Regions from separate parts of the Homo sapiens genome. Here all the other regions are linked to region 1. A link is a loop called in an ENCODE intact Hi-C map of the cell type or tissue named here. Cell type or tissue: GM12878. All regions are shown on one strand. Each heading gives the region's core, and the rest is flanking DNA. Links, peaks and the distances in the headings are about the cores only.

Region 1 (7,697 bases), core at 1,872-5,871:
ATCGAACAATCTGAATTTAGTGGAGTCCAAACATGGAATGGCTTTATTGTCTTCAATAACAAAACCTTTGAATCTCCATTTCCATCTCTTAAAAAAATCTGAGCCAGAATCTAAGATGCTTTCTGGATATTTCGAGCTACTGAAGTTCCCAATCTTGCCCAAACTTAAAACTTCAATTTCATACCCAAGAAACACTCCTCTAACCTAACTTAGGCTCCCTGTGCTTCTCCTTCCCACTTCCCTTTTCTTGTTCTAGCTTTTCCTTTGTTGAAGCAGAAAGTAGAGCTTAGAGAAAAGTGCCAAAAACATCGTTTACCTTCCTTGTGCAGTTACAGTCTTCCCTTAGCCAAAGACAATCTCTGTATGGTGTGCGTAGAAAGGCTCGTGTTGTGTGTGTGTTTTTTTTTAAGACACCACAGGTGAGGTCCATTGGATGCCCCCTTGAGGCAGCCTCTCCGTGCTACAGGTGTACCTTCTGATGTGGTACACCTGCTCTGGCTCAGGACTTCAGTCCCTGCTTCAAATGCTATCACCAATGATCAAGCACACCTGGCTCCCTTGCACCGGTAGCCCAGTGTAAAATTCCACCTCCCTGTTCCCTAAACAATGGATGATGCACAAGCTCCTCACTTCTCGTCTCTCTGCCTTGTGGTTACTCTCAGTTTGCCCCACAAAGTTTGCTTACATCATTGTGGAGCAGGTTGGCAAGGCTGCTATGGGAACAGACATCTAATACAGGCTTGAGATACCAATATCATCCTCTTCCAAGCATGCCAGTTCCTATGAGGGATTCTCTTAGACCCCATTTCCTTGCTTTATGAGGGGAGGACTATGAGGGGGTAAAACCATAACTCAAAGCCACAGTGAACATCCTCGAATTCCTTAACTTTTTCTTATACCCACTGGGAGTAACGATCAGACTAGCAGGTTTAATTTGACTATCTCTTTTCATTTAATTTGTTTTGTTTTTAATTTTTTATACCTTTAAAATTGATTTTTGTTTATGCTATCATACAGATAGAATACAAAGGGAAGGTGTATTCGTCCATTTTCATACTACAATGAATAAATACCCAAGACTGGGTAATTTATAAAGAAAAGGAGATTTAATGTACTCACAGTTCCACATGGCTGGGGCACGTCTTACATGGCAGCAGGCAAGAGACCATGTGCAGGGGAACTGCCCTTATAAAACCATCAGGTCTCATGAGACTTATGTACTATCATGAGAACAGCACAGGAAAAACCTGCCCCCATGGTTCAATTACCTCCCACCAGATCCCTCCCATGACACATGGGGATTATAAGTACTACAATTCAAGATGAGATTTGGGTGAAGGCATAGCCAAACCATATCAGAGGGATCCCACAGCTCAGTGATGGCTCTCTGCAGAATATGAAAGCATTCATTAGTTTTGTTTTGAAGTTTTAGCAAAAATTCCAAAACAGGAGAAGTCTCATTCCCCATCCTGTTACCCACTGTTAACCAAAATTTGAGGAGTATAATAAATTTTTCAGGCTGTACTTATCCCACAATTACTACTTTCCTTTATAAGGCCAGAGAGATTTATAAAACAATTTCATCAGTGCGTTGAAAAAGACATTTCTAGAAGCCATTGGCAGTTAGGAGTCGCTTCTGTTAAGAGCCACACTTTAATCTTTTCCATTTTATTCAAGGCTGTGAAAGCCAACAGAAATAATTTTGTGACTGTAGAATTGGCCTCCTCTTTGAAAGGACAAACATGAAATCAAATATAGGAACTCATTTTTGAGAAATGTTTGTAACTCCTTTTTTCCTTTAGTCATCTTCTGCACTCACTGCGATTATTTCAAACCTTTACTCTACCTCTTAAGTTCAATTTTAAGTTTTTTCTCATTCCTTGCAGCTTCTAAGCTGTTTATTAGATAGTAAGGGTGTTGTTTTGGTTCTCAATTTGTTTTCTTATTCCAGTCATCCCCATTTTTATCCCACTCTTCTCTTAAATCATCTCATCTTTGAGTCTTGTTTTAACAAATTTATGTTTTCAGTAAGTTTCTCTACAGAGTAAATTTTAAAAATATATGCTTTCTGGATAATGTTTTCTTTTATACTGGGTTCACTCTCACTTTGTATATCGGGCTTCTTCCCTCTTTTCCCCTTGGTATGTGTGCATAGGTTTTTGTGTGTTTGGTTTCAGTTGTTTCCTACAGTTATATTTTGATTTTGCCTAATGTGAGACGCTCTATCCAGACCATGTGTTTGCCCTGACATTATGTGTGTGAGAATTGTTCTGATTTCCCTTCTACCAAATCTGGGACAGTGGGTCTTATAAGCTCTAACCACTTTTATACTGCCTAAGATCATGGGACTAGTAGAGGGGTTGTCTTGACCAAGACCAAGTGCACTTCTGGCTAGGAGACTCCAGGCTCTTGATCGCCCTGATATCTAGTACCCATGGGTTGCTCACTCCCCAGGCTTGGGCTTGTTATCCCTACTCAGCACAGCTGTCTAAAATTGCCCCTCTGAAGGGCAATTCTTGCCCCTTCAGAGGTACTGTGATGCCATATAGGGGCTTCCACTCTCAACATTTTTTTCTTAATTTCCCCCAGAAAGAACTTTGGTGTAACTATTTGGGATGTACCTTCCCTAAAACAAAAATTCCTTCCTGGTGCCTGAATTCTGGCTCTTCTCTTGTAGAATCTTCACCTCCATTACAACTCCTTCTCCCTCAGACTCTAGGACCAGTTGTATAAGGAGAGTGGAAAAAGAAGGATTCAAAAATACTATAAGAACTTGTAATGGGCTGGGTGCATTGTATATCATTATAGGTAATTTAATTTTCATTATACTCCAAATTTTTTACATAAGAAACTAGAAAATTTAAGGAGGTTTTATAAGTTGTCACGACTCCGAGAAGCAGAATTCTATCCTAGTTCTAGCCAACCTCAAAGCTATGTTCTCTACGCTACACCTGTGGGGTGCTGATAAATGTTTAACAGCCAGTTCTGGAGGTGAGAGAGAAGGGGAAGGCCTGATATGTGACATTTGTGATCCCATGGTGTAAATAATCCCACCATGATCAATTTCAAGTTCTCCATCAATGAGCTCACAAATGTCTTTAAAATGTTATCAGCTCTCCCCAGTCATGGCAAGCTTGTTCTAACACACGAATTACACTCCATATTAATACCTAGTTCTCTAGTTTCAACCATCACACTTACTCCTTCTCTGATTCTTCTCCTTAGTTTTATTAACCATGCCAAATTTCCAAATTCTCTGGGCTCTTCTTGACCCCAGGTATGTAACTGGATATTCTTACTAATCCCTGTGCTCTACTCCCTAAGAGGCTATCCTGGCACCCACATGAGCCTGGAACCTTGCTTTGCCTTTGCTAGATTCTTAGCCAGGGTCTGGACACCAGTATAGAGCTCTGACTACCTATACATAGATGATAAAAACCACATGATCTACCTAAATTTCTGAGTGTCATCTGCTCAGGGTTTGCCCACTGCTATCCATGTACCACCTGTCTATCACCGCAGAGTGTATAGATCCTTCCTTCCAAGACTCAAAGGTCTGTTTCCCAGGAACATTTTCAAACATTGTGGGAAGGTCTAATTTCAGGTTCCCAATCTTCACAGTTGTCCTTTATCTGCTGCTGAGAGAAGAGAGACAGACCCTCTCATATTGCTTTATATTGTTTTATACCCAGAAAAGGAAAGAGAAGTGAAACTAAAGGCAGGTAGCCCGGCGCCTAGGAACCAGACCTGAAACCAGGCCTGGGCCTGCCTGACCTAAGCCTGGTGGTTAAAATTCGACCCCTGACCTAGCAACCGATGTTATCTATAGATTCCAGACATTGTATGGAAAGACATTGTGAAACTTCCTGGTCTGTTCTGTTTCACTCTGACCACCGGTGCATGCAGCCCCTGTCACGTACCCCCTGGCTTGCTCAATCAATCACGACCCTTTCACGTGAAACCCTTAGCGTTGTGAGCCCTTAAAAGGGACAGAAACTGTGCACCTGACAAGCTTGGATTTTAAGACGCTAGTCTGCCGATGCTTCCAGCTCATTAAAGCCACTCCCTTCACTATCTCGGTGTCTGAGGGGTTTTGTCTACGGCTCGTCCTGCTACACTGCAATTAACCACATTTTGCTGATGTATCCCCAGTGTATGATGTGGAACCAAGAGCATGCCCACAAAAGAGGAAAATGAGTAAGCTTCTGTGGCACATCAGTGGTGAAGTACCACCTTCCCTCCCGTTAGATGTAGAACAGTCACTGTTGCCACTGCCACCACTACCACTACTCACAGCCCATCAGAACAGAAATCAACACTCCAACATCTCCCATTTGAAAGACTATCTGCTGTAACCCTGGATTTCCCCACTTCTCAATTGTTTCGTAATTTGCTGAATGTTTGGGAAATCTGTGTTCTCTATCCTGAAGCTGTGGAACACAAACTATTCACTGTATTTAGTGTCGAACAGAACTGCAATTTCTAAAGCTACTTAAAAGAGTGGGGGGAGGCATTTCCCTAACTTTCAATATTCTGCAGAAATAATTTGAAATGAGTAAGCTGAATCCATTCATTATTATTGCATAAATCAAAGACAAAATTATTTTTCTGAGTAAAGAAAAAAGGGGAAGTTGGATTCAAACTAAATTTAAGAGCACAAATTAAATAACATACAAAATGTTAAATTAAAATGTTAGTATATTCAAATTGTATAATTTAGAAATTAACTTGATTCGGAACTTCTAAGATTCAAAAATCACTGAACAAGGATTAGGGCTTAATCATTCACATCTTCAAAGAAAGGTCTTATTAGCACTTGATAAGGTGTTAACTGAATTCAATGACACTTCTGAGGAATAAAAGGTAATTTGACTGTCTTATCTTTGCTCGACAATGTCTGTGTTTAACCTGACAACCCAAAATAATCTTCCTTTTAGATCAGGTACACATCAACATATTGTAATTAACTACAGGTGATTTAACAACAAATAATTTAACTGTTACAGCTTTGAGTCTGTAAACAGTCTCTATAGTTCTCACAATTGTTCGTTTTGCATTAAAGAGTTTAATGACTATCTCTTTTTTTTTTTTTTTTTTTTTGAGACAGTCTTACCCTGTTGCCAGGTTGGAGTGCAGTGGCGCAATCTCGGCTCACTGCAACCTCCGCCTCCCAGGTTCAAGTGATTCTCCTGCCTCAGCCTTCTGAGTAGCTGGGACTACAGGCGTGCGCCACCACTCCCAGCTAATTTTTGTGTTTTTAGTAGAGACGGGGTTTCACCATGTTGGCCAGGATGGTCTTGATCTCTTGACGTCGTGATCTGCCCGAGCAACCGTGTCCGGCGTCTATCTCATTTTTAAACACATTGCAACAATTTCTGCAAAAACATATTGAAAGGCTAATTCCAATGTAGATAAGTGTGACTGTAACATCCTATTAACACATTTCTATCAATGAAATAATGAGTCAGTTAATGCTATATATTAGCCTGACAGATTGTCAACATATAATGTAAATCAAATGACTAAGAAAAAAGTTTAACATGTAAAAACTTATAATACAGCTTTAAAGAATTAATCACAAAGGATTTATCCTAAAGGTTGTTTATACAGATTCAGAATCTTGAAGCCCTGTGTTTTGTTTGTTTGTTTGTTTGTTCATTTGTTTGAGATGGAGTCTCCCTGTGTTGCCCAGGCTGGAGTGCAGTGGTACGATCTCGGCTCAATGTAACCTCCACCTCCCAAGTTCAAGTGACCCTCCTGTCTCAGCCTCCCAAGCAGCTTGGATTACAGGCAGGGTTTTGCTATGTTGGCCAGGCTGGTCTCGAACTCCAGACCTCGTGATCTGCCAGCCTTGGCCTCTCAAAGTGCTGGGATTACAGGCATGAGACTGTAAGTGTCTTTGAGATTACTAAATAAACTAAAGTGATGCAACAAACCATTCAGATAGAAGGGAAATCTCAGAAAGAGAGTTTTAAAGGAAATTTACTTCACTGATTTTTCCCACTCCTCACACCAGAATTTTGATTGTAATATTGCAATAGGGTCGACATAAGTTATTCATAAATAAATAACAATGTTTATGGGGTTTCTTTACCAAGGGACTTTATGAAAATGACAAACATGCTTGCTTGCAAACAACTGAACATACTCTTTAAAAGAGTTATACATTCTTAATTCATATAACAATGATTTTAACTGAGTTACAAACACATATGTAAACATAAATGACACTAGAGTTCGGATACCAAGTTTCAAATGCACTAAGAAATCAGTAAGAATCTCCACCAGATTCTTGGTGAGACCCAAATGGTATTCATCCTACAGGCCCTAGAACCTCTACTCCACTGCACGTTGTCGTAATACCCCATAATGGTAGCAACTATTACGCATCCCCTAATGGCATAAAATCATGGATTTTACTTGTTAATCACTACACAACCATTTTCATGTGGGCTCCATGAGGTTGTCAACACACAGGCTCAGACTCCATCAGTTACCTGCTGCTGGCTCAGGAAGTCAATGACAAAGGATTGACACTCCCCTATCTTTTATAATATTTATTACCATAAAATTTCAGTACAACAACAAAAATGTAATTTCCCATGGAGGAGCTGGTATGAGATTTGACCTGTGACTTGGTTATTTAGATACGAATTATTAAATTTGCTAATTACACCTAATCTCTTGCTGCTGTCACTGCTGCTACTCCTCCTTTCTTCTCTCCTCTTTGCTAATTTTATTGGCATTATTTGCATTTTCCACAGCAGGTATGGAAGAGAAAATAAAAGTAATGAAACGCAAGCAAATACATTCTTCAAAATATAAGGCAAACATTTCTACTGAAGGAAAAAATTAAGAGCATTGGCTAATTGTGATTGAATTAATAATTTAAATTTTCTAAGCAATCCTTCCTGTGTAAACCCAAGTGAAAAGGATTAATAAAAATATTACATTTTTATTGAAAAGAATCTTCGAAGTATAAGTTTGCTATATAAAAAGTAATTTAAGCAGGGACATTCAAAAGCTGTTGTCACCAAAAAAATGTAGTGCTATATTCAATGATTCTAACTCCCTTGAAAGTGTGCATCATGGTAATAACTACAATGATCTCATTTGACTATATTATAAATATGATATCTAACTTTGGAATTGTTATACTTTCAGATTCCTATAATTTTCCAGAGAGATTACTATTAAAAAATAAAGTTGGGGTAAGAACAACCAGTCTAGTTTTCATCTTCTCTTGAAAAAACAAAGTCTTAAGAGAACCACAAAAAATTACTAACAGAAATTGCCACTGGACACATCTCTTTCCTCTCTTTTCAATCACGGCTATTTAAAATGCAAACCCACTTACCACAGTCCTGACCTATTCTCTCCAATTTCTGAATGTCAAACACTTAGAGTAATTGTTGGCTGTCAGAGTCAGAAGTCTGTGGAAGCAGAGAACCTAGACATTTGGCATTTTAACTTTCTGGAACAAGTGATTTAATTATTTAATTAGTGTAAGAGAAAAGTATCTACACCAAGATCCAGGCATACACTGTCATCAAAAATGTCTCTGACACGGTAAAACACATATCAGAGAACTGGGAAAGGGGATTATATTTTATAAATTTGTATCTGTGCAAATTAACTCTTACATTTCAATGATAAATGGAAACCTGAAATATAAAAAATGATTTAATTACCATGAG
Region 2 (7,697 bases), core at 1,433-5,432, 110 kb before region 1:
CTCCCTCTTCAGGCATGAGGGTGTTTATTAGATAACCCAAGGAGTAGCAAGATGTCCATGAAATCTTAGAATGAAGTAGACCTTACCCTTCCAGTCATCCCAGAAGAGTAGAGTAGGTAGGTTACCCAGTACAATACTTGAGGTACTCAGCTCAGAAGCAGAGGCAGGGAGAGGAAGAGAGGCCACTCCTAAAGCAACATTTGGTAGCAGGATCCTAAGAATGCAAGGAATCATGGTCACTGTTATTTAAAGGCAATCCCTAGTAAACACAGTATCCCTCCACAGACAGATGTAAAAAAGAACTGTGAAACTGCAGCCTTTGAACAATGTAAGGAAGGAGATCAAGATCTGAATACAGCAGCCCATTCTCTGAACCAGACCTGAATGAGTGGTCTGAGTTAAATTATTCTCAACGTAACAAACTATTCTCTGAATGGAATCTTGAGAAGAAAAAATTGGATGTGAGTCATTGGAATCCAGTTTGTAAAGTTTTTAACATAGCTTCTGGTTGTTTTCATGTTTTTAAAAAATCCTTCAGATGTAGAACAAGAAAACATGAATCAGGTGGCTACAACTATTACTATAGTGCTCTGGGTCCTAATAGAATATTGCTGGCTTAAGGTAACTTTTTTCTCTCTTTGTGGAGATTACAGGCCCAAAGACACCAAGATAGAATATAAACACCAGGGGTATTCTAACTTTTGCACTTCATATGCATACCTTTTAGTAGAACCTCCATAGTACTAAATGAATTAATAAGTGAATGAACAGATAATTAGACATAAGTATTTTCATACTCTAACTCAGCTTTTACATTACCTCTACCAAGGGAACTTGTTAAAAATGCATTAGACCCCAGATCTAGACCTAGCAAAACAGGATTTCCAAGTAACAGCCCAGGAATCCACATTTGAATCAGGTTTTTCAAATGGCTCTCACATACACTGAAGTTTAAAAAAAAAAAACAAAAAACTTCAGAAAAAGCAAATATGAGATCCTAGGCAAATAATTCTCTGGATTCAAACTAAGTTCTGCTATGTACTTGCCCTGTGACCTTGGGCAAGTCTTACTACCTCTCTAAGCCTCAGCTCTCTCATCCACAAAGCAATGTGCAGAGTGGTAAAATCATGAGGGTGCTGTGAAGATCGCATTAGATCATGTGCATGAAGCACACAGAACCATGCCTGCCACCTGCTTAGTGCAAAGGAAATAAGAGCATTATAATTAGCAAATGCCACATAGAGTTAATGACAGAGGAGAGAATATTTTGACACTTTTTTTCCCATCAAGAAATGATAATCACCAATCGCAACCATTAACAGTTAAACATTGTTATTATTAAATACTAACTATGTGCTAAACAGAGGCCAGAATAGGTACTTTACATGGGATAATATATTTGCAATGAATTTAGCATTGTATCTCTTGCATAGAGAAGAAAACTGTAGCTCAACATGTAACATGTTGTAAACTCCTCAAATCTTCATAGGTGGAGAATGCCAGAGTTCTCCTTTACACTCAGTTCTGAGGCTGTAAGCCAATGACCTGCCTCTGAATCCCAAACCTTTGCTGTGTAATAAGTATCCTAGTTTTAAAAATACATTATATTTTTTTCATGTGAAGAATAAAAGGGATTTTTCCCTTAAAACTCTCAAGGGTGAGATTTTTGAGTGTGACAACCAATTTTAAAATGGGTACTTCTTATCTTTTAACACTCTTATTTATAGTCAGGGAGAACATCTTGAACAGGAAGCTCACTATCAATGCTGTCTTGATTAAGATCTTATAAAGACTATTCAAGATAAAAGACTTGTTAGCAACTGAAATTTATTACCTGGGAATTTCCTTTACAGGCTATTTTTCATAAACAAGATCATCAGGCCAATATGCCGGTCAATAATACTTACTGAGCATCTGTTAAATGGCAGTGTCTGGGAAGACATGTCTGTTCAGTATTTTGTAGTTAGATTTCACAGTCCTGTTGATCCAGTAAAAAGCTTTTCTCACTTAATAACATAGCATTTGTTTACAAAACTCTCTTTATTTCAAGTCCAGTAGTCTGCACTTTCTATGATTACTTTTGTTTCTTCTCTTTTCATCCATAAGGCAGTAAGCGACTCCCAATTTGCAATCTTCCAGTTTTCTGTCATGTTAGTATTCGTAACTTTTCTTTATTACTTTGAATTTTTAAAATTTGTTTTTGTTGGTTTAGGGTTCAAAATATTTAAATAATAAAAAGAAATCGATACTCTTGGTGGACAAATGAAGGCTACCAATCTAAACAAGTGGCTTCTTCATACATCAGTCCTCTCCAGGATAAGAGAATCACTTCATGCAATTTCAGATTTGAATCACTCTATATGTATTTTAGGGCTCTTGATAGTATACCCAGTTTCCAGTTCTTTGTCTTAAAAATTCTGGTTGAATGATTTCTTGGGAAAAGAGAGTTCTATTTTGTTTCTCCCATTAGCTTAATTGGTTCCAAGAAAAATACTGAATATGTAATAGGGTTGGAATTAGCTGGAATGTGTGAGTTGGCATCAAGGACATCACTCAACAATGGGGTCCCCAGGTGGGAACATCATTAGCAAGCAGCATGACTTCCCTATGACATAAGTTGACTGAAGATGGCACAGAAAGGGTTCAGAATGAACGCTGGTGCTGCTTCCCTTTGTGACATCTCCTTTACCCAGCTTTTCTTGCTGGGCACAATGCAGTAGTCAGAGCCTTTCTCATTGAAGACACAGTTTAAGAATGGAGCTAAGCATGCTGCCTGACGGACCTGCTGTTCTGGAGCCTCAAGGTTTCCTTTTAGCTTTCAATTTCTTTCCTATTAGATGTGAATGCTGAAGCAACAACTCAGGAGCTATGGCTCTCATTAGAATGTGCCAAAGAGCAGCAGTAAAAAAAAGAGCTTTCATTTGAACTTCCAACCTGACAAATCTAATTTGCAAAACAAGTGAACCTAAGGGATGCAGAGCCTCACTGGTCAGAATGCATGTTCCACCCGAGTCATTATTTCAGGTTACAGCCTGACAGCCCGTGAAAGCCTTAACAAGGCAAACTAACCTTTAGTAATCAGTTTATATTCTGAAAGTACCTCTGCTAAAGTGGTTTGCTCTGGAAGAATAACACATGATTTTATGTTTTACTAATTCAAAATTTCATCCATTCATGCTACACATATTTATTGAGAACCTACATTATATCAGGCAGAGCTGTATGAAGCATTGTAGGGCAAAGGTAGGGCAAACCTCATGGTGATAGATGACCATAAACCTGCCCTCAGAATTGACACATTTCATGGGAAAGACAAATCACCTACGCTACAAGTTACAACAGCAAAATATGATGACTTTTACAACAGGAAAGTGTAGGAGACCATGAGTGTATACTGGAGGGATCTCATTGTAGCATCAGGGATGACTTCCTGGAGAAACTGATATTTGAACTGATCTCTGTGAGGTAAGTAGAGGTTACCCAACATGTTAGACCCTCTTCTGCATCATTTCAGATGCTCTCAGCCTCACCCTGCTCTTGTTTCAGCTGCCACAATATTAACCAGCTCTTGGTGGGTTCTGACCAACTTCATACAGTCACAACTTTAAACCTTGCATGTCTCTCACCTCCCACCCTGGGGCTGCCCTGCTCATCCCTCAGAACTCACTCGGTGACCACATGTGTACCACCTGAAGTGGGGGGATTCAGTAGCACATGGATTGAACCTTTGACCAGTGAGAGAGGAGGGACTGATAAAGTCATCATTTACATTATAATAGAAACCATGGTGAAGGAAGAGAAAGACCCTCTCATATTATTTTATATTGTTTTATACTCAGTACCTGTTTTAAGAAAAAACAACGAGGAAGTAAAACCAAAGACAGGCAGCCCGGCGCCAGGCCCGAAACCAGGCCTGGGCCTGCCTGGCCTAAACCCAGTAGTTAAAAATCAACTCTTAACTTAGAAACCGATGTTATTCATAGATTCCAGACATTGTATAGAAGAACATTGTGAAACTCCCTGCCCTGTTCTGTTTCTCTCTGACCACCAGTGCATGCAGCCCCTGTCACGTACCCCCTGCTTGCTCAAATCAATCATGACCCTTTCATGTGAAATATTTAGTGTTGTGAGCCCTTAAAAGGGACAGATATTGTGCACTCGGGGAGCTCGGATTTTAAGGCAGTAGCTTGCCAATGCTCCCAGCTGAATAAAGCCCTTCCTTCTACAGCTTGGTGTCTGAGAGGTTTTGTCTGAGGTTCGTCCTGCTACAATGGGAGTGTAAGTGACGTCCCAGAGACAGCACATAGAGGGGGAGAAAAGAAGAACATTCCACGTCCTCATTTGCACTGGAACCTAGCTCTCTGTGAAGTACTGTCCCTATAGTGCCATCGAGGAGAGGCCATTGGTCCCACACATCCCTGCACCTTGGGGTCCAGCAGAGATTCAGCATCATCCATGTTCCTTGTTTCCTCTTCTAGACTATTAACACTCCTACCTTTTATTAAAATTCCTGTTACTCTAAGTCTTTTTGTTGTTGTTGTTTACTATAACATGCTATAGCCCTCCTTATTGCTGTCTTCTACTCATGCCCTGGGCTTTTCCCCTCATTTACCGAAAAGTTTCCAGTTAGGTTCTCTCCAGCTATCCTCCTTCCATGCCAATTCTGATATTATCCTCAGAGACTTTAAGGCACAACACCATGACTGCTTGGTTTCTTGACAGGCACAATGAGAGGTGTTGTACCTCTCATTCCCATAAGTCTACCATGAATCTGGCTATCATCTGCAAAATTATGGATTCAAGAATTTCTCTGAAGTTTTCTATATTTCTCTCTTTCCTTAGCTACCTTTCCCCTTGAATCACATTTGCACTTTCTCTTTCTTCCTGTCATTCTGCCTACTCCTATTTTTTATTCCTTTCCTTATCCTGTTTGTATTTCATCATTTTCAATACCCTCAACTCTCTCGACCTTTTATTCTTTTCCCAAACATATCTAGTAAAAATCCAAAACCATATGAATTCAGACTGGCATCTCATGCTTGCCTGCCCTCAATACTGCTGGAGGAAACCACGAAACAGATTGTGGAGTAAAATGAAGTCACTATTAATTTGTGGTCACCAACTCACCTGAGCACTCAACACTGTCTTTAAATCTGACTACATACATCTCTTTAGGTATCATTTTTCCCATCATCCTCAGTGCCATCAAATCTCAAGTTTTCCTACCTCTCACTTTAATCTCAGCAGCAAATGATCTCTTTAGTCTCAGCAAATGATCTCTCACGCTTCCTCACAGAGAAAATATACACTGTCATATAAACTCTCTCAGCTTCCCATCATTAAACAGAACATCTGCAAGTCTTAGAGCAATCAGGTAGAAGAAAGAAATGAAAGGCATTCAAATAAGAAAAGTCAAAGTTAAACTATCTCTCTTAACCTACTATACCTAGAAAACTCTAAAGATGCTGGCAGCCAAAACACTCCTGAAACTAATAAATGACTTCAGTAAGTTTCAGGATACAAAATCAGTGTACAAAAATCAGTAGCATTTCTATATACCAATAACGTGCAAGCTGAAAGCCAAAAAGAATATCTTAAGAGCATTCGTACATAGTGATTTGAGAACAAAGGTTCTGCTCTCCTAGCTAAGACACATCCCTCCCAACATACTGTACATCCTTGCTCCTCCAACTTTTCTCAGAACTATTTTAGTCCATTCAGGCTACTATAACAAAATACCATAGACTGGGTGGCTTATAAATAACAGAAATTTCTTTCTCATCATTCTGGAGATTGAGGAGTTCAAGATCAGGGCACCATCAGATTTGGTGTCTTGTGAGAACCTGCATTCTGGCTCATAGATGGCACTTTGGAACTGTGTTCCTTACCAGGTGGAAGGGCTGAGAAGAGGTCTCACGGGGGTCTCTTTTGAGCAAAGGAGTTAAGGGCACAATCTCATTCAAGAGGATTCACTTTTGCAACATAATCGTCTGGAAAAGGCCCCTTTTTAAATACCATCACCTTTGGGGTTAACATTTCCACATATGAATTTGTGGGCAACAAACATTCACACCAGAGCAAGAATATATACTATAAATAATTCCTGTGATATCCTCTATCTGCCACCTGTACCTCTAATAAATCCTTGTCAGGAGCCTTTAAACATCCTTAAGTATTTCACATCTTTAAAACAAAACAAAACAATACCTTTCTCAAAGAATCTCCTTATTTGTCTTCTTAGAAAGGCTTAGGCTTTCTGTTTCTTCATTTCCTATTAGCTTTTAACTCACCAGCCACTAACCGAAAACCTGATGTATGCCCTGAATACTCCAAAACCCCTGTGTAAACAAACACTTCTGCTCTCTACATGGGCATGTTATCTTCAAACATGGTATTCTTTTATCTGATTGCCTTTTTCATTGTATCAATTTTCTTCTATTGTGTTTTTCACTAAATATGTGAGAAATTTTATCATGACTTTGACTTTTACTTATTTATTCCTGATCAGCAGGAAGCACAGGGTTATCCATGCCAAAAGCAAACAGGTTAAATGGATTTTTTCCAGTTGGTGTTGTTATGCCCCCATACCAGTCCCCTGCACTAGACCTTCAGGTGAAACCCTGAACAATAATGTTAGCCAATTAAAAAGGTGGCAGTTAAGTTAAAAACCACTGAGCTGAGTGACTAAGAAGAACTAGAAAAACCAATTCACCTTTGACAGAGTAGCGGCAACCAGCCTTGCCCTAGGGCAATTCAAGCCTTTATTTCCTCAGGTTTCAACAGCTCTTTATGAGGACAGATAGCTTTTACTGCTTAGTCTTTGACTTGCCAACAATTTAACATTAACTCATGACCTACCAAAAAGAAGCAATAGGAAACTTCACCTAGGTAGAAGGTCCCCTTGATAAAACAACTCAGGTCAAATATCTCTGAAACTCCCATTCTTAAGATATAATAGAGGCACTTTTTCTAGTTTCCCTTTGTCATCAGCCCACTACAATATAATGCCATATTTAATAAATAGATCTCTCACTCTGCTCTAAGGAACTGCCCCACTGGGAACACTATTCCATCTTACTTAAAATGCTACAGTCATTCCTCTTTGTTGATTCTTAACCAGGGATATATTGAGAATCTCTTGAGGAAGTTTTTAAAATATGAATGACTAGGCACTGCGTCTAAATATTTTGTTTCAGTAGGACTGGGATGAAGTCTGAGTTATATGTATTCTACAAGGTTTCCCAAGGGATTCTGCTAGAAATATTGCAAGTTTTTATTTGAGTGCTTCAACTGTGCCAGGTGCAGTGTGAAAAGCTTTTCACACATTTTCTTTTTTTCACAGAAATTTTATTTGTGGCCAGCACTGTTGATTCATTAAACAATATACTTTCTCACCCTTCTTTTTAAGCAAAGCTCTGACTTTATTCAGGTATTCATCCTCTACCATAAAGCCATGTAATAAGGTTCTTAATGATCTAACATAAAAATTGTAGTCTCTTTCTCCTGGCCAGTGATTAGTGATTGTGTACTGCCATGAGATGTTATTCTAGCCCATAGGGGTAAGGGAAGACCTGCTAGGAGACTTGAGGTAAAGGGGCCTCCATTCCTAAGAGTGAAACATATATAGGTGATTTCTTCTCCCTGGCTGTTATGTCTGCCTCTAATTCCTGCAAAAACTGCAGCTATCGTGAGGTCAA
Region 3 (7,697 bases), core at 1,433-5,432, 180 kb after region 1:
TGGGCAAAGACTGCATGTCTAAAACACGAAAAGCAATGGCAACAAAAGCCAAAATTGACAAATGGGATCTAATTAAACTAAAGAGCTTCTGCACAGCAAAGGAAACTACCATCAGAGTGAACAGGCAACCTACAAAATGGGAGAAAATTTTTGCAACCTACTCATCTGACAAAGGGCTAATATCCAGAATCTACAATGAACTCAAACAAATTTACAAGAAAAAAACAACCCCATCAAAAAGTGGGCAAAGGACATGAACAGACACTTCTCAAAAGAAGACATTTATGTAGCCAAAAAACATGAAAAAATGCTCACCATCACTGGCCATCAGAGAAATGCAAATCAAAACCACAATGAGATACCATCTCACACCAGTTAGAATGGCAATCATTAAAAAGTCAGGAAACAACAGGTGCTGGAGAGGATGTGGAGAAATAGGAACACTTTTACACTGTTGGTGGGACTGTAAACTAGTTCAACCATTGTGGAAGTCAGTGTGGCGATTCCTCAGGGATCTAGAACTAGAAATACCATTTGACCCAGCCATCCCATTACTGGGGATATACCCAAAGGACTATAAATCACGCTGCTATAAAGACACATGTACATGTATGTTTATTGCGGCACTATTCACAATAGCAAAGACTTGGAACAAACCCAAATGTCCAACAATGATAGACTGGATTAAGAAAATGTGGCACATATACACCATGGAATACTATGCAGCCATAAAAAATGATGAGTTCATGTCCTTTGTAGGGACATGGATGAAATTGGAAAACATCATTCTCAGTAAACTATTGCAAGAACAAAAAACCAAACACAGCATATTCTCACTCATAAGTGGGAACTGAACAATGAGAACACATGGACACAGGAAGGGGAACATCACACTCTGGGGACTGTTGTGGCTTGAGGTGAGGGGGGAGGGATAGCATTGGGAGATATACCTAATGCTAGATGACGAGTTAGTGGGTGCAGTGCACCAGTATGGCGCATGTATACATATGTAACTAACCTGCACATTGTGCACATGTACCCTAAAACTTAAAGTATAATAATAAATAAATAAATAAATAAATAAATAACAATTTTTAAAGATTGCAAGTAAATAACTACTGTTACAAATAGTAAGTTCGTTATTTAAATACTGCTTCTAACTATGAAGACCACAAATTCTATCTTTTTATAATCCCAGAATCAACAAAACACCTTTTACTTACTAGGCCATTGAGAAACATTTGCTATTAGTGGTTACAATGATATATATATCAATAATTTATGGTACACCTTACACATATATTGGTGTTTAAATTTATCAAGTGTAATCTTCACAACAATCCCAAAAAATATAGGTAGCATTATTCTCGCTTTTATAAGAAATTTTCACTAATGAGAAGTTGAATTTCCTAACCAAGATGACGTGAATTAAAAGTGAAGTCCAAGTTTCAAACCACATCTATACTGAAGATGCAATGTGTTCAAAAAATAACATGCTGGGACAGGCTGCAGAAACATGTCTCTGAGCACTAAAGTTCCTACTAGTGAATAAAATACTCTTTTTCTAAATTCCTCTTCAGAACACTTACTTAGTTAAATAATATATAAATCAAACACAGAAAACCATATGCCAATTCACCAGTGATAAAAATTATTTATTCCAGCAATTCTAAATATATTCCTTAGAGCAGTGGTCCCCAACCTTTTTGGCACCAGGAACCATTTTCGTGGAAGACAATTTTTCCATGGACAGTGGGGATGTGGGGCAAAGCTGGAGGGATGATTTCAGGATAAAACTGTTCCACCTCAGATCATCAGGCATTAGAGTTTCATAAGGAGTGTGCAACCTAGATCCCTTGCACGTGCAGTTCACAACAGGGTAGCCCTCCTATGAGAATTGAACGCTGCTGATCTGACAGGAGGCAGAGCTCAGGCAGTAATGCTCCCTTGCTCATCCACTGCTCACCTCCTGCTATACGGCCCAGTTCCTAGCAGGTCACAGACCAGTACTGGTCCCAGGGGTTGGGGACCCCTGCCTTAGTGTTCATAGGCAGTGCTCACACATGGATAACAGAAAACATGTTTGGACAGCCCATCTCCTTCCTCTCCCTGACTCCTGTGTCATTACTTCCATTAATATTTTCAGTAAGCAATCAAGATAACAAAATCCAAAATAGAAGCTAGTTTTTATCATTTATTGTAACAGTTACAACATATACACAGTCACAGGCTTATCTTCAAATGTAAAGATTAATGTCATTAAATTCCTTGAATTGTTTTTCAGTTATAACAGATTTCAAGTAATTTTCACTACTGTCCTATGATTATAAAAATCCTAATTCCCCAGTAAGTGCTTAATATATATTTTCATTTTAGTTCTAAAAGTAATCATCTGTAATACATTTTTATAGAAGCATAGAACATATACTGATGAGGTTTTTGTAAGAGAAATAAGCAATCCTAAGTACGCCTTTCAGTACTTCCTATTGAATAATAGAATTTTATCTATGAAAAGCACATTAGGAACATTTTACCCAAGTTCCTTATTTTATAGATTTAAAAAAAAAAACAGGCTTACTATGTTTAAGAATATAACAGTAAAGTTGTAGTCTTTTGAATTAAAAATGACAATAGAATTAGATTTTATGAAAAAGAAATCTTTAGAAACTCTCATTGTATTATTACTAGTTCTTGCTGAATTTTTTTCCACATTAAAACCAAGGTTGCCTCATTTCATTCTCATGAAATAATGGAGCCCCACTGAAACTGAAAAACTGTCCAAGTTATTCTTCCTACAGAAATGTGTGCATGTGTGTCACATACTTAGCTGTGTACTATGAAGTTTAAAGTTTGTGATAAAAAGGAAGTTGATTTTAGAAATGCACACTGTTGTAGTGCCTTTACAAAGGTACTGCACACCAGCCTGGGTGACAGAGAGAGAGACCCTGTCTTTGAGAAAAGAAAAGAAGAAGAGAAAAGAAATAAAAACACAGAAGTTAGAATCAACAGGATCTGGTAAATGATTAGATAGGAAGATGAGAAATTGAGGTTTGTGCATCCTACACAGCAGCTTGAAGAGGAAACACTGTAATTGAAAGCTAGAGTTGAACTGATCAAGGAGAGAAAATGAAACGGGGGGGGTGAATAGTGTTTTGGAAGTTGATGTGGAACGTGTTTCTCAGGTTCTACATAAAACTGGCTGGTTGTGTTCACATGGTAAAAAAAATCTCTTAGATCATCATCACAGAGAAGATTTGGTGATATGTATTTCAGTATTCACAATAAAGAGAACAAATGATATGACTGGTCATTTAAAAGAAGATCAAGACCAGCTGTTCTTCAAGATGATTAACACTTTATTTTATTAGGAAACTATTCTGAATCAGATGATGTTTATTATAAAAATTATTTTGTCAATTTATAATATTAAATTAATGGTCCTCAGCATACAAAGTATCTTCTTTATAATTATATATGCAAAGTTTATAGGCATAACCTTAATAAACATAACATTCAAAACAGAAGTTCAGCATACGTGAACTTGATTAACCTATTAGAGTTCTCAAATAAAATGAAAAATGTCATTAACTAGGAACAAAACCCAAAAAAAGATTAATGATAATGAAAAAGCAACAGTGACATCTGCTGTCTGTTTGTATAGTTTCCTTAAAACTATTCTCTACGCTTCATCTCTTTTCCTTCAATTTTCATCTATTTTTACCATTGTCATATCTATTATGTAAGAAATGCTTTGATGACTAAGCTCCTTCCATCTACTCCATTGTTTTGTTCCCAGAGAATAATCTGAAGCAGACTATTTTTAATATATGATCTATGTCACAAGTTTTTAAATACACACACCTTTAAATACTCTGATCAGAGGCTTCACCAAAATTTGAATGTATAATAATGGTATCCAGGAACAATTAAGAAGTTAATAGTCTTATTGCTACTGTTCTTTATGTTCTACCAGTAATGTTTTAGAAAACAAAATAACTTGCCCTGTAATCTACATGATAATATATGAAGCACAATGCAGTTAGTTACCGTGACATAACAGCATTTAGATTCCTCCATGGAAGAAGAATAGAAATGAACAATTCTAAGACTGAAAAATCCTTAAACAAATGGGAATAGGCAGTAGCTTACACATCCCTTCTAGAAACAACCCCAGTGTTCCACCTCATGATGTGTGAAATACCACAATCATAGAGTTATGTCCTTGGTAAATGCATTTGTCACATAAAGTTGTCACCTATTTCACAATGTTCATTTTCATCCTAGAAGAATAAGATATTGGGCCATTAACAATCAGTAGTTACTTGGAGGGAGGGAGTTAATCAGAGAGATTTTCTGCTTGACAATCAACTAGTGAGCGTTTTAGTTGGAGGAGAAAGAAGAATGACTTTGTCATTGAGAGACTAGCACACTAGGATAGGCAGAGTTGTGGGGAGAACTGAGTAGTCAGGGTGTAAGGACACTCATTAGTTGATCAAGGGTCAGAAGGGAGGAAAACAACAGAGAAAAGAAAGATAGAATGACACCACAAACAACAAACCTGGACTGCTTTACAATTGTGAAGTTTTCAAAGTGTCCATTAAACAATCTTTACATGGATATTGAGTAAACAGTAGCAAAGAGCTGTGAAACAATGAAAAGTAAAGAACCAAGAAGATGCCTTAAATCTTAAACCAGTGATGCAAGTCCAGAGAAATCACAGGAAAGAATAGGTATCCCAAGTACATTTGTCTTGCTTGGGCAGAGAGCAGCTTATTTTTCTTATTTAGCAAAAGAAAGAAGGGGTGCTACACAGTCTCTAAGGCATGACAAATGACATCCTTCTACACTGACAGCACTCACCACAAAACAGAATCTGTGAAAGCTGATCTCAAGGCTCCATGTAGGAGAAAACAATGCACATATAAAGGTTATTGGTTTGATAAAAGAAAATCCATTTTTTAAATGACAGTATAAAAAATCCTCTATTGGCAAGAAGCACTTTTCATTCTAGGGAAAAGTGAAATTCAAGAGCTCATATGGGAAAAAGAGATCATTTGCTCTGTTTATTCTTGCCTGAACAGACACACTCTAAATTGATCATCAGTGAAGAATAGGATAAACATTCCAGAGCAAATATGCCTATGCTCTTGATCCTGACATTTGAAGAAAATTTATTAAGAACCTTTATATAAAAACAAATCTCCTCAGATAACATATAAAGGTAGTATATACAAGAAATCTAAGGTCACGATAAAAGTACCAAGCCAATGAAGTGATGTTTTTCAATGAAATCATTATTTGATCATCTGCTCAAAATCATTATTTTGAGCAGATGATCAAAATTAGCACCGGAGAGAACATTGGATGTACAAACATGAATAAGCCATGGGCTCCGAACCATAATGTTTTCCGCATAATAGACAAATAGGGCATAAATATAAGCAAAAGAAAAAAATGATTCTTTCCTGTAATTTTCTGGTCCTATTAATACATCATTAGTTAAAGAGTTAAGGAATCTTATTGGTTCCTTTCATTGTTTCACTTTGTCACTATTTACTCAACATCCATGTAAAGATTGTTTTATCGGGGATTTGGGGTACAGGGTAGGCACCAAGTGAGGGGTAGTTAAGTTCTCTATTGGGAAATTGGGAAAGGTTCTATTCAGTAGAGAAACCAGATGCACCTTTGAAAATGAGAAGGCATTCCAAATGTAAACAGGGAAGAGATGCATTTTACACAGAGAAAGAAGTGAGAGGAAGAGCTATGAAACAACATAACATGGTAGGGAAACCTGGTTCCGAAAGTCTGAGCATGGGACATGAAGAAGGGAGAGGTGACAGAGGAAGCCAAGGGCAAACAGGAGTCAGAAGTGAGAAGGGTCAGTGCAGCATGGTTCAATTAAGTTCAACACCAACTTTGTAGGTATTTTTTGTTTTTTTGTTCTGTTTTAAAATATAAGCATATAGAAACCTCCTCAATCATATTTACTCATAAGTAAATGGTTTTAGATTTTACCCCCATTTATTTAGGCAGAGGAAAATAATAAATAATAATAAAAGAATCTTGATAAATCATTCTAAAAATTTCAATAGTAAAGTAAATGAGAACATAAAAATGAGGACATTGTCCTAATATATACTAAGGGTTTCATTTTAAGTGTCTTTCTTGTATACTTAGTCCCTCGGAAGTATTGATATGTAAGCTGTAGCCTCAAAAACAATTGAGAAAATAAACCATTCAAAGACATCAGTTGTCTTCATTAAACATTTTTTTCTGGGCACACAGCTGGAAACTTTCCATTCATTCAGCACTTGCTCATGGGTGAGATGGCTTAATATTTTCCCAAGAGCAAGCATGCCAAGACTTAATGGCTCTGGACAGACATCTGGTAAGGGCTATCAGAACCACCTGGACTGCAGAAAAAGCTTTCGGGTTCCAGCAGGAAATCCTTATGTGTTCTTTTTCCCTGACTGGTATCTGTGACAGGCAGGTGCCTCCTGAAATGAGAATTTAGGTGACGTTTTCAAGGAAAGTCTATACCCAGAGTCATGACAAAGATGAAACAAAGAAGATGAGATATTGGTCTAAGTCAGTGATAGCTATGATGTGAATTATCTCTTAGGTACCATGTGTCTTACAGACCCTTTAATACTACTTAGAATATCAAGCTTTGTAAGAATAAAGGTATTAGTAAATGCTCACGAGATAATAAGGAGACCTGAGCTCATAAGTAGGTCCTGCTACTCTTGTTCTATTAGTGTCTTTTGCTTATATGGGTATACATATATGATACTGTACATTTATACTGCAATTAAAAGGAGAGAAGAAAAATAAATTAGAAAATAACATTAAATTATACATCTAGTCTACTCTGCAATCTTGCCTAGACATACAAAAATTTTCATTAGGACACTAAAAAAAAAATCTCCTATACAACAAGATCCAAGACTCCATCCAGAAGGCTTCTCGATATTCTTTATTTGCTATTCCTATTTCATTCTCTCATACGCAAAGCCATTTCTAACAAACTGCCAGCTGATGCCAGTGCTGCTGGTCCCTGGAACATGCTTTGAGTGGCAAGGTTTTCAAACACAATCAGCATAACTTACCTGTCTCAGGGAAGATTTTCACAATTCCTGTATAGGAAAGATCCATCCAGGAGATTTTCTTTGTTAAGTATGCATCCTCCATCATAATTTCCTCATCAAATTCTCTGCAATACTGAGCAGACCAGTTAAATCTACATTCAATAACAGTAAGAGCCAGTGTTGTTTAATGGCATAATGAGAAATCTAGGGTCAGATAGATATAGGTCCATATCCCATTCCTGCCTACCAAACAGATTGACCATGGGAAAGTACTTAAACTGGTCTAAACCTTAATTTCCTCTTCTATAAAATAGAGATGCCACTAGTAAATACTTCAAAGGTTTATTTTGAGGATTACATAAAATAACTTATAAAATAACCTATATAGCACTGTCTGGTGAGCACTCAACAAATGCTAGTTATTGATATTAATGCAATGCTGCAGCTTAATTATGCATCCAATGTGTCATATAGCATTTGAGGCTTGAAACTCACAGGTTGACTAGTACAGTAGAATATTTTGCTGTCACAACCAACGGTTGTGCACATTCTCTAGGTCTGTTAATCCATTTTTTTTACAAATACTGAGTGAAGACCAACACTCCCAAT

What was found. Hi-C counts contacts between places; a loop is a spot of excess contacts. Peaks named below come from ENCODE experiments on the same cell type or tissue, not always from the same donor. Only the 100,000 strongest peaks of a DNase experiment are listed, where the experiment ranks them.
Region 2: a loop joins it to region 1, with 2.7 times the contacts of the local background. A loop is called at or near these places in 1 of 110 quality-filtered maps.
Region 3: it touches region 1 in a loop (2.6-fold over the local background); 1 of 110 quality-filtered maps calls a loop at or near these places.

Annotation. Positions count from the first base shown.
Region 1 is chr14:39,759,342-39,767,038 of GRCh38, reverse strand. All of the region lies in intron 5 of LOC105370461 (a long non-coding RNA gene), which reads right to left. Among named protein-coding and RNA genes, the nearest start is that of FBXO33, 330 kb to the right of the region's middle. In GM12878, for the core only: no CTCF peak of the experiment used is centred there; DNase peaks (open chromatin) are centred at 3,548 and 4,008; H3K4me3 peaks cover 791 bases; H3K27ac peaks cover 447 bases.
Region 2 is chr14:39,873,036-39,880,732 of GRCh38, reverse strand. No RefSeq gene overlaps it. Among named protein-coding and RNA genes, the nearest start is that of FBXO33, 440 kb to the right of the region's middle. In GM12878, for the core only: no CTCF peak of the experiment used is centred there; a DNase peak (open chromatin) is centred at 3,525.
Region 3 is chr14:39,577,641-39,585,337 of GRCh38, reverse strand. All of the region lies in intron 2 of LOC105370461 (a long non-coding RNA gene), which reads right to left. Among named protein-coding and RNA genes, the nearest start is that of FBXO33, 150 kb to the right of the region's middle. In GM12878, for the core only: no CTCF peak of the experiment used is centred there; a DNase peak (open chromatin) is centred at 3,062.